2 separate regions of the Homo sapiens genome follow, and region 1 is linked to region 2. A link is a loop called in an ENCODE intact Hi-C map of the cell type or tissue named here. Cell type or tissue: gastrocnemius medialis. All regions are shown on one strand. Each heading gives the region's core, and the rest is flanking DNA. Links, peaks and the distances in the headings are about the cores only.

Region 1 (7,899 bases), core at 1,847-6,846, 71 kb before region 2:
ATCTCTACATCCTCTAAACACACAACTCTGGAATCTGTGTTTCTCCTCCTCCCTTCATCTTAGCCTTGCCATGGTTAATGCAGCATCATGGCGTCATAGAAAAAAATACTAGCTTTTTCAAACTGACTATGCTTAAAATCTTGGCTCTTATTTTTTAAATACTTTTGTTAAACAGTTATTTAAACTGTTTTGCTTCTTTCATTTGTAAAATGGACATACTTATAACCTCACAGAGTTATTGCAAGAAATAAATGTGAAAAACTATGTGAAGTTCTTGGCACATAGTAGCTGTTCAAAAAATGGAAGTTACTATTTTTTAACCACCTTATTGAGGTATCATTGACATACAGAAAGCTGTACATATTCAATGTATAGAACTTAATGCATTTGGAAATAAGCACACATGTGTGAAACCATCACCAAAATTCATGCCATAAACATATCCATCACCTCCAAAAGTCTTCTCCACCATCTTTATTTATTAGTAGTAGTAGTAATAAGAACAGTTAATATAAGATCTTTCTTAGTACATTTTAAGTATGCAATACAGTTTTGTCTATTATAGGCATTATTCTGTGCAGTGGGTCTCTATGATCTATATTCATCTTGTGTAACTAAATCTTAGTAGCCTTTGACTAGTAACTCCAGTTTCCGCCTCCCCCCGACCCCTGACAACCACCATTCTATTCTCTTCTTTTATAAGTTTGACTATTTTTAATTCCACACATAAGTGAGATCATACAGTATTTGTTCTTCCGTGTTTGGCATATTTCACTTAACACAATGCCCTCCAGGTTCATCCATGTTGTTGAAAATGACAGGATTTTTTTTTCTTTTTATGCCCCAAATAATATTCCATTCTATGCATATACCACATTTTCTTTAACCATTCATCCATCAATAAACATTCAGGTTGCTTCCACATCTTGGGTGATGTGATGTTACAATGAACGTAGGAGTACAGACATCTCTTCAAGATCCTAATTCCTTTGAGTATATACCCAGAAGTGAGAGAGACTGCTGGTTCACAGGGTAGGTTTAATGTTAGGTTGTTTTGGGGGCTTTTTTTTTTTGGTATGTTTGTTTTAGTTTTAGTTTTTGTTTTGAGAAACCTCCATACCCATTTTCCATAGTGGCTGCACCAATTTACATTCCTACCAACAGCGTACAGGGTTCCCTTTTTATCCATATCCTCACCAACATTTGCCTTTCATCTTTTTGAGAATAAGCAATCTAACAGGTGTGAGGTGATATCTTATTGTGGTTTTCATTTGCATTTCATTGATAATTAGTGATGTTGAGTACATTTTCATATATCTGTCGGCCATTTGTATGTCTTCTTTAGAGAAATGTCTACTAGTTCCTTTATCAATTTTTTAATCTGATTATTTGATTTTTTGCTATTGAGTTATATGAGTTCCTTATGGTTTGAATGTTAATCCCTTATCAGATGTGGTTTACAAATATTTTCTCGCATTTTTAGGTTGTCTTTTCATTTCATTGATTATTTCCTTTGCTTTGCAGAAGCTTTTTAGTTTCATATAATCCCACTCATCTATTTTTGCTTTTGTTGCCTGTTTCATATCCGAGAAATCATTGCCAAGGCCAATGTCAAGAAGCTTTTTCCCTATATGTTCTTCTTCTGTTATGATTATTATTACTACTACTGCTGCTGCTGCTAGTATTATTGCTTCCTCTCTGTCTGTCTTGTCAGTTGGTCTAGCAGTTGAGCCAGAAAGCATTTATTCCTACGTTCTTTTTAACCTTCATAATGCTACAGTACCAGTAGAGGATCTTAAAACATGGTCAGGTTTATTTTCCTAAAATTTAACAGCTGAGTTCAGCAAACATCTATTGAATCTTTTCAATATGTCAATAAGTGTGGTAGACAGATGCCTCTGTACATATAGATTAAGGAAGAAGCCAATCTATGGTGTGATTTCAATGGTAACATAAATGCCATGCAGTCCTCTCCCAGATTTCCTTTTTCTGATGCTTGCTGCTCTGAATTCAACCACTTATGCACTATTTGTTTAGTTTACTCTCAGTCAAAATGTAAACTCCCCTGGGAGAGCTTTTTTGTTGTTGTTGTTCTTTCAAAACTTCTGTTTGTAATGGAGGGACTGGAGAGCATTTTCCTGAAAGCAAAAGAGAGTGAGGATTCCAACAACTAAAGGAGGAAGGGGATGCAAGGCATCTAAGACAGTGACTTGAGACCAAGTCAGTCCTTACCCAGCCTTTTTCAAGGGAAAGGCTACAAAGCAACTGCCAGAGAGCTGCATTGCTGGATGGAATGATTACCTCAGTGAGGACCAAGTGTGTGGCCCACCTGGAGCCTTCCATAGAAGATAATGTCTGTCTTGTCCCTATCTATCCCTCTGGGGTCACATGAATTCCACCGAAGCTGCAGCACTAACCCATCCCAGGAGCTGGTAGGATATATGGCTCCTCTCCCCACTGCCATCTTTGTCCTGAATTGGTGATAGCATTCTGAATCTATGAGCTTCCCAGTGTCAGCTCTGGTTGGACATTCTCTTGGGAACAAAGCCAGGCAGAGACACAGGGTAAGAGCTGATGATGCCTCCTGCCTGCCATTGCTACATTTGGTAGCCTGCCAGTCTAATTGCCAGAGAGCGGTTCACCAGCTTCCAACTGCCTTCAGTTTCATTTCCAAAGAGCAATGCTGACAAGTGATCGCCTCCGTGTCTCCTGGCAACAGCCAACTTATAAACACACATAATTAACCTCCCCTGTCATCATGGAAGAAATATGTTTAGATGGTTTAGAAATTCAATTTAATTTGGTAAGTCATACACCAGGCCTGGCCTGACTCCCATGAAGGAGTCAGAGTTGTATAAATAATGTCTCTTGCCCTCAACAACCTAGTAATGTACTGGAGAAGAGAGACTCAAACACAGAAACGGACCCTTAGTAGCATCTAAGAGAAGTCTGATTAAAAGATGCATGGAAGCTGACTGTCTCTGGTGTGCAGCAGGGTGAAATATTTATAAAGAGAGATGTTTTCTCAATTGGAATGGATTCCACATAAAAAAGTGTGAGAAATTGGTACTGACCATATTAAGCGTAAGAGAACAAGCTACTGAAGGCGAAAAAGCAGAGAAGGCAGGGCACCACAGCAGAAGACACAGCCCGTGCAGGACAGAGGGAGGAAGGCTAAGACTTACACATGGTCTGGTGCAGCGGAAGTTTGTGGAGACCACGTGGCAGAGATGAGGTTGGTGTGAAGGAAGCTGGGATCAGATTATGGATTATCAAGAGCTTTGAGATTCTGCTAAGAAACTTCTTCTTTCAAGTAATTAGTGTTTGACAAAGGTCAAACACTCCCCGCTGTGTTTTAGGAAAGGTAATGTAGCGGCTGGATGGGGAGGACCTGTGATGCAGGCCAGATACCAGGGAAAAATAGGAAACAGTTATCTATTTCCGAGACCCTGGCGGACCCCACTCAAAGGCAAACTGCAAGGGGAGAATGGGAACAATCAAAGCCATGAGTTCTGAAAATAGCCTCTATCTATGTACATTGATAAGCTTTCCCATGGAAAATGGGTAGCTGGTAGATTGTCTGAGCCTCAGTCTACATCCCAGTGAATGCTGGCAAACACAGATAGAACCCTGGGACCAGAGACAGGCTCCAAATTCAACAGTCATGCATCCGCTGAGTCCCCAGGGGCCTGAGCACAGTGGGCTAAGCCCTGTGCAGGAGAGTCCTGAGCTTTCTAGAGCGTTCCTCTTGACAGACAGATCTACCCAGTTCAGAGCTACCCTGTTACCCAAAATCCCTGTAGAAAACTCCAAGGAGACTTGGAGCAAGGAAACACCACATTCGCTGACTCACTCTCTCATCTACAGCACAAATATTTGTGGAGTTCACTCCAATGATTAAATCCTTTCGACAAAGGGAAAGGACTTTACAGTGCTCTTTATTAGTTATTGGATTTTCCATTTCTCAATGCGAGGGTGGAGAAGAAGATGCAATAAAGGCAAACAGTTTGAAATTGATTGTTTGCTTCTCTCCAGGGTAATTTCCTGGTAACTGACAAAATACACAGACTATTAGAAGCATTCGTGGACTTATGGTAAAATCTTTTTCTTTGTATTTTATATTTTTAAAAATCCCTTAAGCCACAGTTTTGTTTTTAATATAGGGTCTGGAGGTTGGTGGCCCTCTTCTCACAGCTCCACTGGGCAGTGCCAAAGTAGGGACTCTGTGTGGGGGCTCCAACCCCATATTTCCCTTCTGCACTGCCCGAGCAGAGTTTCTACATGAGACCCCTCCCCTGCAGCAAACTTCTGCCTGGACATGGTTGTATTTTGAATTGTGAGGACATGAGATTTGGCAGGGGCAGGGATGGAATGATACGGTTTGGCTGTGTCTCTACCCAAATCTCATCTTGAATTGTAATTCCCATAATCCCAACCTGTCAGGGGAGGGACAAGGTAAAGATAGTTCAATCATGGGGGCAGGTTTTTCCTGTGCTATGCTCATGATAGTGAATAAGTCTCCCAAGATCTGATGGTTCTATAGGGTGCAGTTCTCCTGCACAAGCTCTCTTGCCTGCCCCCATATAAGACATGCCTTTGCTCCTCCTCTGCCTTTCACCATGATTGTGAGGCTTCCCCAGCCATGTGAAACTGTGAGTCTATTAAACCTCCTTTTCTTTGTGAATTGCCCAGTCTTGGGTATGTCTTTATTAGCAGCATGAGAACAGACTAATACAGGGAGAAAAAAAGAAAGAGAAAACCACAAAACAACCAAAAAAATAAAAAAATGGCAGATGTAAGTTCTTTCTTATTGATGATAACATTTAATGTAAATTGACTAAACTCTCTAATAAAAAGACAAAAAGTGAAACAAAAAATGAGAATAATAACACAAACCTCATACGGCAGCTGTGTGCAGGTTCACCATCATGTGGCAGTGGAAAGCACTGCATTGCAGAGCTCTAGGGGGCGCCTTTCACAAAGACTACAAAGTAAATGGTGCCTGCTGCAGCTGAGCAGTGTACAACCTGCACAACCATATGGGGCAGCCCTGGCTCTGAAAGAAGATCAGGGGAATTAAGGCTATGAAACCACTTATTAAACTGTAACAGCTGTTGTAATTATCACAACTATTGTCAGGGATATCCAAAGGAATGCCTGAATCCCAACAGTGATCTGCCTCTAGCCAGGAGCATTACTGAGCCATGAGCAGCTTGAATTGAAGACCAGACAGCAACGAAATCCTAAACACTGCAAATGGAAAATCTTACAGGCCATTTGACCTGTGGAAGAAAGTAGATCAGGGATTCCAGAAAAATGGAGCAAATGTGAACAGTAGCAGATGTACGTTGTGTTTACTTCGCTCCAGACATTCTTCAAAGCATGTTACATGTATTGTCTCATTAAATCATCACTCCCACTCAATTAGTGGGTACTGTTATCACATCCAATTTACAGACGACAAAATGCTACACAGGACATTAGGCATTAGACCAAGCTACCATGGTTTGTTTGTAAGCAGTGGAACAGAGAGCTGAACCCAGGCAGTCATCTCCAGGGCCCGTGATCTCAACCACCTCCCTGGTCTGAGCAGAGGACAAACCTTACTGCACCATGAGGCTTCCTATGCAGAGTCTGAGCATCAGCCATCCATTAGGGAAACAGACAAGGCCAACAAATCAAGCACAGAGGGTGCCTTGAGCACTTCCTAGATGCTCTGTAAACTCCATGGGCCCAAGGAGGAGAGTATAAAAACATGACAAGGTTTCTGCCTTTCAGGAGCTCACGCTGTATCTAAGACAATACTAAGGCAAAAACAAAAACAAAACAGGAGATAATTAATCAAAAAAGCACATTCAATCATGTGGTAGGGGTTAAGCATCCCTAATCCAAAAGTCTGAAATCCAGAATGTTCCAAACTCTGAAACTTTTTGAGCACAGACATGATGCTCAAAGAAAATGCTCATTGGAGCATCTCAGATTTTGGATTTTCAGATTAAGGATGCTGAACTGGTATAATGCAAATATTCCAAAATCAAAAAAAAAAAAATCTGAAATCCAAAACACTCTGGTCCCAAGCATTTTGGAAGAGGGAACTCAACCTGTACCATGCAGAAGGATTTCTAGCAAAAGAAAAGTATTTTCTGAAAGGTTTTCTGAAGGGTCTGGAGCCTGATTAGGGTTTTGGAAAGAACAATTTGAAAGGAGGTGGTAGAGGGAGGTGGCTCTCTCCAAATTTCTCTCTCTCGGTGTGGATCCGGGTGTGGGTGAGTCATTGAGGCAGAGATACTACTCTGACTTGCCAGAGATACTACTTGTAGAAATTAGTTGAAGGGAAAAACAAATAATCTGGATATGATGGCAATAGTTTCCGCCCCAAGCTGATACTCATTTTGTCTTTTATATTGCTCCCTTGATGAAGGAGGTGAGGTTTTTACATTATTATAAAGCAAATAAAACCATGAATGATGTTTGATAATATATATAGCTCATTTTATGTACCTTTAGGTAATTTTATTATGTAATACTTATGTAGCTTTTATATTATACAATATTTATATCAGGTTTCAACAGTTATAAAGTCTTCCCCTTCTTTGGAACTATATTAGTCCATTTTCACACTGCTGATAAAGACATTACCAAGACTGGGTAATTTATAAAGAAAAAAAGGTCTAATGGACTCAGTTCCACATGGCTTGGGAGGCCTCGCAATCAAAGCAGAAGGTGAAAGGCATGTCTTACCTAGTGGCAGGCAAGAGAGAACATCAGAGCCAAGTGAAAGGGGAAACCCCTTATCAAACCATCAGATCTCAAGACTTATTCACTACCATGAGAATAGTATGGGGGAAACCACCCCCATGATTCAATTATCTCCCACCAGCTCCCTCCAACACCATGGGGGAATTATGGGAGCTACAATTCAAGATGAGATTTGGGTGGGGACACAGCCAAACCACATCATTCTGCCCCTGGTCCCTCCCAAATTTTATGTCCTCACGTTTCAAAACCAATCATGCCTTCCCAACAGTCCCCCAAAGTCTTAACTCGTTTCAGCATTAACTCAAAAGTCCACAGTCCAAAGTCTCATCTTAGACAAGGCAACTCCTTTCCATCGATGAACCTGTAAAATCAAAAGCAAGTTAGTTACTTCCCAGATACAATACAGGTACAGGCATTGGGCAAATAAATCCGCTCCAGATAGGAAAATGGCCAAAACAAAGGAGCCATGCAAGTTTGAGATCCAATAGGGCAGTCATTAAAACTTAAAGTTCCAAAATGATCTCTTTTGACTCTATGTCTCACATCCAGAGCACGCTGATGCAAGAAGTAGGCTCCCATGGCCTTGGGCTTTGCAGGGTGCAGCCCCCCTCCTGGCTGCTCTCACAGCTGGCATTGAGTATCTGCAGGTTTTCCAGGTGCACAGTGCAAGCTGTCGGTGGATCTACCATTCTGGGGTCTGGAGGACAGTGGCCCTCTTCTCACAGCTCCATTAGGCAGTGACCCAGTAGGGACTCTGTATAGGGCTCCAACCCCACATTTCCCTTCCACACTGCCCTAGCAGAGGTTCTCCATGAGGGCCCTGCCCCTGCAGCAAAATTCTGCCTGGACATCCAGGTATTTGCATACATCCTCTGAAATCTAGGCAGAGGTTCCCAAACCTCAATTCTTGATTTCCATGCACCCACAGGCTCAATACCACATGGAAGTTGCCAAGACTTGGGGTTTACACCCTCTAAAGCAACAGCCCAAGCTGTACCTTGGCCCCTTTTAGCCATGGCTGGAGTGGCTGGGATGCAGGGTACGAAGTCCCTAAGCTGCACACAGCAGGGGGACCCTGGGCCTGGCCCATAAAACCAATGCTTGCTCCTAGGCCTCCAGACCTGTAATGGGAGGGGCTGC
Region 2 (7,899 bases), core at 1,647-6,646:
TCTCACTTCTGCATACTAGCTTCGCAATTTAGGACCAGTCATTTAGTCTCTCTGAGCCTCAGCTTCCTCCCTAGTAAGGCAAGGTTAGAAAACCTCATCTCACCTGGTGAATGTGATAGTTAAAGTTAGATCATGTACAGAGCAGCTGCAGTGCATTCTCACAGTGAGCACTCACTAGATAGCAGCTGTTATCAATATTGATTACTTTGCTTCTGTGGTGCTACAGAAACTAATGAAGCAGCTCCTCCACTTGATACTCAGTTACATCTAGAAGGGATGTAACAGGGCCACCAGAAAAGGACTCGACTTTGCTTTCCAAAAGCCTAAGAGGCCTTCAGGCAAGGCAAAATGTGGCAGAAACATTGTGATAAGGAACATGACTCTCTGCCTCCACCATCCTTAAAAATTTAGAGGAACCTCCCTGGACCAAGCAATGGGGTGGGCATGAGAGATGGAGAAGGTGGTGAGAAAATAGAGCAGGGAGATCGGTGGGGCCCAGAGAGGAGAAGACCAAAGGGGGCCAGATGTGCTGGAAAAAAGACATTCTTAGCAAGGGCCATGGTAGAAGTTTGAGATCCCAGTACATGATTGCAAGATTTTACAAAAAGAAACATAAAAACACTTTGTTTTCCTAAGTCCCAGCCCTTCTGAGTCTTACCCGTGACTTTAAAAAATGCACACAATTGACAAGGCGTGGTGGCTCATGTCCATAATCCCAGTACTTTGGGAGGCCAAGGCAGGCAGACCACTATGTCAAGATATCAAGACCATCCTGGCCAACATGGTGAAATCCCGTCTCTACTAAAAATAAAAAAAAAAAAGCTGGGCGTGGTGGTGCATGCTTGTAGTCCCAGCTACTCAGGAGGCTGAGGCAGGAGAATCACTTGAACCCAGGAGGTGGAGGTTGCAGTGAGCAGAGATTGCACCACTGCACTCCAGCCTGGGCGACAGAGCAAAAGTCTCAAAAAAAAAAAAAAATAGAGAAGGCACACAATTTCTATGAGCCTTAATTTCTGCATGTGAAAATTGAGGGTTTGAGATAAGTGACTCCCTCCATCTCTCAGATAATAACACGAATAGTAGTCATTATAATGTTATTGGGATTTTTATGTGTTACTTTAAAATCTTTCTAAGAGCCACATTTTCCACATCAGAAAACAGAGTCAAAGAAGATGAGGAACCTGACCAAGCTCACACAGCTAGAAAATAGTCGAACTAGAACACGGAAAAAGATCCATCTGACTTCAAAGCTCTTGGCCTTTTCATCGCAATGACCTCTAATAGAAACTAAAGAGGCAGCGCCCCTACCTGAGATCCGAGGATCCTGTGGTTCTTTCATATCCAGATACCCAGGAAGCAGCTGACACAAGGAAAAGTTGCCCCTTCCTGGAGTGAGGGTGGCACGCCTCGGCAAATGGCCACTGTGCCTCACTCTCACTCAAGTAAGCAGATTGTCTGAGCCACCTATGGAATTCAGGACTTTCCAGTTTACCTGAGGAGTCACCACCACTGGCTGGAGAGAGCTGAAACACCCAGCGCTTCTGGGTCTCTGACTGGAGCAGAGACAGAATGATTCTTCCGGTGTTCCTATCACACATCCTCTCTTTGTATCTGGATTGTGGGTCTACACTTGTGTGCAAAGCTATGGTTTATGAACACCTCTCACAGTTAAATACAAGTGGAATTTTTTTTTTTTTAAACAGAAACACCTTTTGAGTAGATGACCTGCCACTATCCAGGTGTGTGACATAAGAAAATTTAAAATCCTCTCAGCTTCAGCTTTCTTATTTATGAAACAGAAAGATGTCCACATTAATCACAGGTGATTAGTAAAATTCAGTAAGGGTAGAGTCAGTGCCTTGTTCAGAGGGAGTGACCTCTGAACTTTCATAGCTTTCCTAGCTTGTGTGTCAGAGCAGGCAAGGGGGTCAGCCTCTAGTAAAACTGGCTCCTACCTTCATCGAGCTCCCACAGCATGGTCTTGAACTCATTTCTCACTTCTCACTTCTTATCTTCTCAGACAGATAAGTCTCTACCATTGTATTGTGAGCCCCGAGGGTCAGGATCAAGTGGATTCCTGCCTGAGTCTCCTACAGCCAAGCACAGGACCCAGCCAACGGGAAACGTGAGCTCCAGCAGTCCCCATTTAATCTCTGCAGGCCCATGTGCCCAGGGCCCAGAACCAGTGGGACACTGAGAAGAGCCCCACCTGAGGCCAGGCTGCTGCAGCAGGCACACCTGTTCTTCTAGGAGGCCATTGGATACAGCACCCACCACATCAGCCCATCAGCCCTGGCTTCATGTGTCAGGTGAGACCCATCATCCCACCTAATCAACACCTTTTCCAGGTTCCACCCCTTCCCCGCTGTTTGAGAATAATAACTTTTGAAAGAAAAATGTATAAAAATGATTGTTATGCTAAGCAATCTATAGTACCCAGAAGAGCAAATCCAGAAAAATATTGTGCTTGTATCTTTTAATCTATATTTATATTTTTACAGTGTTTGCTTTTATCTGGAAAAGATACACTATATATGTTGTGAGCTGAACTGTGTCCCCCAAATTCCACTTATTAAAATCCTAACCCCCAATACTTCAGAATGTGACTATGTGGAGATAAGGTCTTTAAAACATACCTGCATACCCCATCGTCTGGGCCACCCCAAAACTGCAGGTAAAAAGCAGAGTTGTTTAAGGTCTTTAAGAAGGTAATTAAGTTAAAATGAAAACATCAGGTTGGGTTCTCGTGCCCTCATCAGAAGAGGAGGCTAGGACACAGACACACACAGAGGGAAGAGCATATGAAGACACAGGGGAAGGCTGGGGACATCCAAAGCCAAGGAGAGTGGCCCAGGAGAAGCCAACTCACCAGCACCGTGAGCTTGGATTTCAAGCCTCCAGAACTATAAGGAAATACATTTCTGTTTGTTAAGCCACCCAGTCTGTGGTTCTTGGTTATGGCAGCTAAAGCAGGTAATATAGTACAGCATATCAAATGTTTCTTGCAAAAATCCATCCTTCCATAAATATACCCTCACAGAATTCTGATGTTCACTTTCTGTTTCTAAACACTGTGAAATATTTTAATTTGGGAAACAAATGGACTATGTATACATTTGTGTACTGACTAATAAAAAAATGCATTCCAGTGTAGCCAGAATTACTTTCGGTGTTGAGAACCCCAGCACCAAACCCCTATTCACCCTGACTAATCCATTACAGTGATAAGCCCGGATACAGAAGGACTTGGAAGGAGCACTGGTCCAGTTTCCAGAAATGTTGGATGAGGAAGAAGAGAACGGGAAGGCGGTGGTGGCGGTGGTAGCGTCCTACACCAAGATAATGAAGCCAGAGAAGGTGAAGACGTTCTGAGGACTTTTTGAGAAAATCATCTTATCCAGTGTCCCCCTTGAACTGCACAGAGGGGGTGGTACAGTGTCATGAAAGTCACAGGGGTGGAATGTTTTGAGGAGGGCATGTTAGCAGCATCGAATGCTCAGTTCACAGAGAGATAGGTTGGTGGAGTGCCAAGGGAGGATTTAATAGTCTCAGAGAGGCCTGGCAGTCTGGGGGCAGGGAGTGGCTGGAATGTGCCCTGAGGCACATGACTTAATCTTGAGCCATAGTTTCCTCCGTTATGAAACAGTTCATAATCTCACCTGTCACACAAGGCTTTTGAGATGATCAAATGATGTAAATCCCCTGTGAACAAATCATTAGACTGTGAGTACAGTAGTCCCCCCTTATTCATGGGGGATATGTGTCAAGACCCCCGGTGGATATCTGAAACCACATAGAGTATGAGATCCTATATATACTATGTACAAATTTCTTTTTCCATCTTCACAATTTCTCAAATAGATTTGTTCTCACTGCAGTTCTTCACAACCTCAGCATATGATTTTGTTTCTTTATTAAGTTGAGAACTTTCACCTTTCACTTAAAGAAAGCACTTTATGGCTTCTCTTTGGCATATTCAAATTGCCAGCATCACTGCTTTTGCACCTTGGGCCATTATTAAATAAAATAAAGGTAACTTGAACACAAGCATTGCCATACTGTGACAGCTGATCTGACAACCTAGAGGGCTACAAAGTGACAGGTGGGGAGGGTAGAGAGCATGGAGACACTGGACAAAGAGAGGATTCATGTCCCCGGCAAGACAGAGCAGGATTACATGAGATTTCATCATGCTATTCACAATGGCAGACAATTTAAAACTTATGAATCGTTTATTTCTGGAATTTTCCACTTAAAATTTTCAGACTGCCATTGACCATGGGTAACTGAAACCTCAGAAAGCAAAACCAGAATGCGTTAACAGAGTAGGTCTATGTTAGGCACAGCTGCAAGCACAGCTGACTCCTTGGGCCACCATGAGGACAATCAGTTAATTAGCCCTGGGAATGACCTAACATAATATGACCTAATTTAGCCCTCTGTGTCGCCAAATGAAATCAGCTGCTTGCTTTTTGCTTTTATAAAACTGCTTGAAGCACTTTGAAATTATTTAGGATAAAGAAGGAAACAAGCTCTGAGTGGGCTTGCATTTGATAGAATTTCTCCTCCGGTTTAAAGCAGGATGGTCAAGTGATGCTCAGGCAAGAGACAACCCAGTGCTGTCAGCATTCCAGAGACACATGGACGTGCACACACACAGTGGCATTCACTCCCAGGCAGGATTACCTCCTCAGCTCCACCCCATCGCCTGGGCCACCCCAAAACTGCAGGTAAAAGGCAGAGTTGTTTGAAAGATAGAGCAGTGAGCCCAGGATAAGGGCCCAGTCCAGGGAGGGCAAGGAGAGCTCTTGTGAGAGCTCAAACCAGGAATCCAGAAGAGGCAGCCACCAGACCACTGAGCATCTGCACTTCTTGGAAGCAGCTCCCATTCTGCTCAGAAGGCTTAGCCAAGAGTGTAATTAACTTGCCAAGTGACCTTGAGTGAATCACTTCCCCTTCTTGGTCTCCTTTGTGGTGACAGAGGGCTACAACCCAGCCTCAGAATATCAGGACTTCCCACTCCATTGGTAGCTGTCCCTTGAGCCATATTCTATCTCCTCTGGGATTCCAGCCCTGGCCTCTGTATAAGGGACAAGCTCTGGTTTATTTTTCCCACAAACGTTATTTAAAGTTTCTAAGACATGGCCATGGCATGCCAGTCCAACCCATTCTGTCAATTTGACACTGAAAATGCCTCTCCATCTGTCTCTTCCTCTCCATCCCCCATACCCACTGCCACTTCCACGGGCTGGATAGCATTATCTCTCTCCTAGACTGTGGCCTCAACTCCCGAATGGCTTTTCTGCCTCCAAGCTCGCTCTCTCCGATCAATTCTCTGCATAAGCATCCAGAGGGATATTTCTGAAACAGAAATTTAATGCTATAATTTTCCTGCCTAAAAGTACCATATGAATAACTATTAACTACAGGATCAAGTCCAAGCATGTCATCCATAACCCTCCAAATTTTGCATAATTCTCCAGCCTTCCCTTCTATGTTGTACTCACTGCATCTTAGGCTCTGCCCAACTTCAACTTTTCACCATTTTCATACAAGAATAGGACTTATCTACTGATCCCTTTGACTCCAGTGAACCAATAAACAACGTTTTATTTGTTAAGCAGAGTAAACTTCCATTTTTCTGTACTCATTAGTTCCAGAATTTTAATGGCAAAGGCCATCTTACTGATGTTATCAAGACGGTCACCAGTCTGGGTCAATGGTTTGTCCCACTGCAGCACAAGACACATAATCAGAAGTTAATGAGCCCATCACTTCCTCATTAATTAATCACAGTACATGGTATAAATGCAGTTATATCAAAGTCCATTGTTTTGGGGCTCTTCTTTTGTGCATATATGAAATTTAATCTTTAGAGAACAAATCTGTAAGATTCAAAGTCCAAATGTTTCTTAATACCAGCTCTATATATTCAAAGAAAGGGAAGTCAGACCTCTTGCAATGAATTCTCACAATGTACAACTTGAATATCAAATTCCTCCTTGCACACCCCATAAATAATCTCCTTTCAAACCACCTTTTATTTAACAGACTTATCTTGAGATTTACTATGCAAAAGATTCCATCTTCAGTACAGTCTTTGTCTTGTATTATTCTTAGGAAGAGCAGTGAGCAATTGCAGAGATTGCACTTAACCTCTGTGAGATGCTGATCCGTGGGAGTGTCTGTCACATGGAAAGAAAAGCATTTGCCTCATTTTCAAGGAAATCATTTCCAATGAACTCCAGTGCCAATTTTGCCATCTTGTCCAAAGTCCCCTCAGCAAAGTGTCAGAGCAATGCAGACAAAGTTATGCAATCAGGCTGTCTTGAAGCCAAGCCACAGAGGCCAGGCCCTGAGCTTCAGAGAAAGATGGCAGAGCCTCACTGAGGCAAGAGGCCATCTCACCACAGGCTGCAGTGCAGATCTCCAGGAAGCCCAGACTGAAGCATCTCCAGCCAGACACAAGATTTGATGTAACACAGCTTACCTGGTACATAAATCACCAGTGTGTGAGAGGGTCTCAGGAAAGCAGACAACTTCAAGCTACATTCACAGAAAGACAAGCCTTTGAACCCAATTTACCTTTAATTTGGGGCCACTTAATGCCTTTCATCAACTCCCATTGTCTTAGTTTAACAAATGGAATCATAAATTATGCAATCAACAGCAATTGCACTTATTTGCAATTAGAATTTGTCAGTGCTCTGCCTATGAATAATTAATACTAGGATAACCTTGATGGAGCGAGTGCACTTTGGAGGGGTGTACTGAATATTTAGGAAGTCTCCATTTGTGATCTCCGTTTTGGGTTGAAATGATCAACTGGTAAATCTCTCCAAATAGCATTCAATCCAGCAAGTCTACAGTGTCTTGAGCTAGAAACAAGAGCCAAGGCACAAATAATTCCAAAAATTTGTGGCTGGAAAGATTGTCAATGGAACTATCGTGTTCTTGTGCATACCCACCGAATAAAACTCCCTATTTGATTCTGAACCAAGTTGAGGGAACTGTCTTTGGGAATCACATCTTCTTTCATCTGTAAAGTGAGAATGAAGAAATTTGTGACTCTTAAGTTCCATTCTGGATTTTAAATTTTTGAGACACCCAACTTTTTTTTTTTTTTTTTTTTTTTTTGAGACAGAGTCTCACTCTGTCACCAGGCTGGAGTGCAGTAGCGCAATCTCAGCTCACTGCAACCTCCGCCTCCCAGGTTCAAGCGATTCTCCTGCCTCAGCCTCCCAAGTAGCTGGGACTACAGGCATGCACCACCACACCCAGCTGATTTTTGTATTTTCACTAGAGATACGGTTTCACCACGTTGGCCAGGATGGTCTCAATCTCTTGACTTCGTGATCCTCCCACCTTGGCCTCCCAAAGTGCTGGGATTACAGGCATGAGCCACCACGCCTGGCAGAGACACCCAACATTTTTAACTGTAGTCCATGAGTCCCCAGTAGATCTATATATAGAACTATATTTCAATATAATTATTCTTGTTCAGCCTAATGTTTTATTTTATGTATTTATGTATTTAAAAACAGTATTCTGTGAAAGGACTGATCACCTTCACCAGAGTACCAAACAGACCCATGGTGCCAAAAAAGGTTGAGTCTTAGACAGGATGACAGATATATGCACATATGCAACAAACACATGAAATTTAATCTTAGTCCAACCAAAGAGAAAATGTGGGAGACAAATGATAAATCTACAAATAGCAGTGCTGGGAAGGACCTTTTCAATTGTCCATCCCAGGCCCCTAACCTCCTCATCTCCAGAGCGAGAATTCCTCTACAGCCCACCTGGCAGACCAAAAAGTCCATTCCCAACCACCTCACGTAATTCATCTGACAATCCTGTAAGGTGGGTGCATCACTATCCCAATTCTACCAGTGA

The links. A loop is a pair of places that touch in the nucleus more often than their neighbours do. Peaks named below come from ENCODE experiments on the same cell type or tissue, not always from the same donor. Only the 100,000 strongest peaks of a DNase experiment are listed, where the experiment ranks them.
Region 1: a loop joins it to region 2, with 2.2 times the contacts of the local background. A loop is called at or near these places in 1 of 110 quality-filtered maps.

Annotation. Positions count from the first base shown.
Region 1 is chr2:18,114,896-18,122,794 of GRCh38, reverse strand. No RefSeq gene overlaps it. Among named protein-coding and RNA genes, the nearest start is that of KCNS3, 240 kb to the right of the region's middle. In gastrocnemius medialis, for the core only: a CTCF peak has its summit at 4,957 (motif pointing right); DNase peaks (open chromatin) are centred at 2,614 and 4,969; H3K27ac peaks cover 1,218 bases.
Region 2 is chr2:18,043,779-18,051,677 of GRCh38, reverse strand. No RefSeq gene overlaps it. Among named protein-coding and RNA genes, the nearest start is that of KCNS3, 170 kb to the right of the region's middle. RefSeq lists an enhancer at 3,034-4,233. In gastrocnemius medialis, for the core only: no CTCF peak of the experiment used is centred there; DNase peaks (open chromatin) are centred at 3,567 and 4,821; H3K27ac peaks cover 2,397 bases.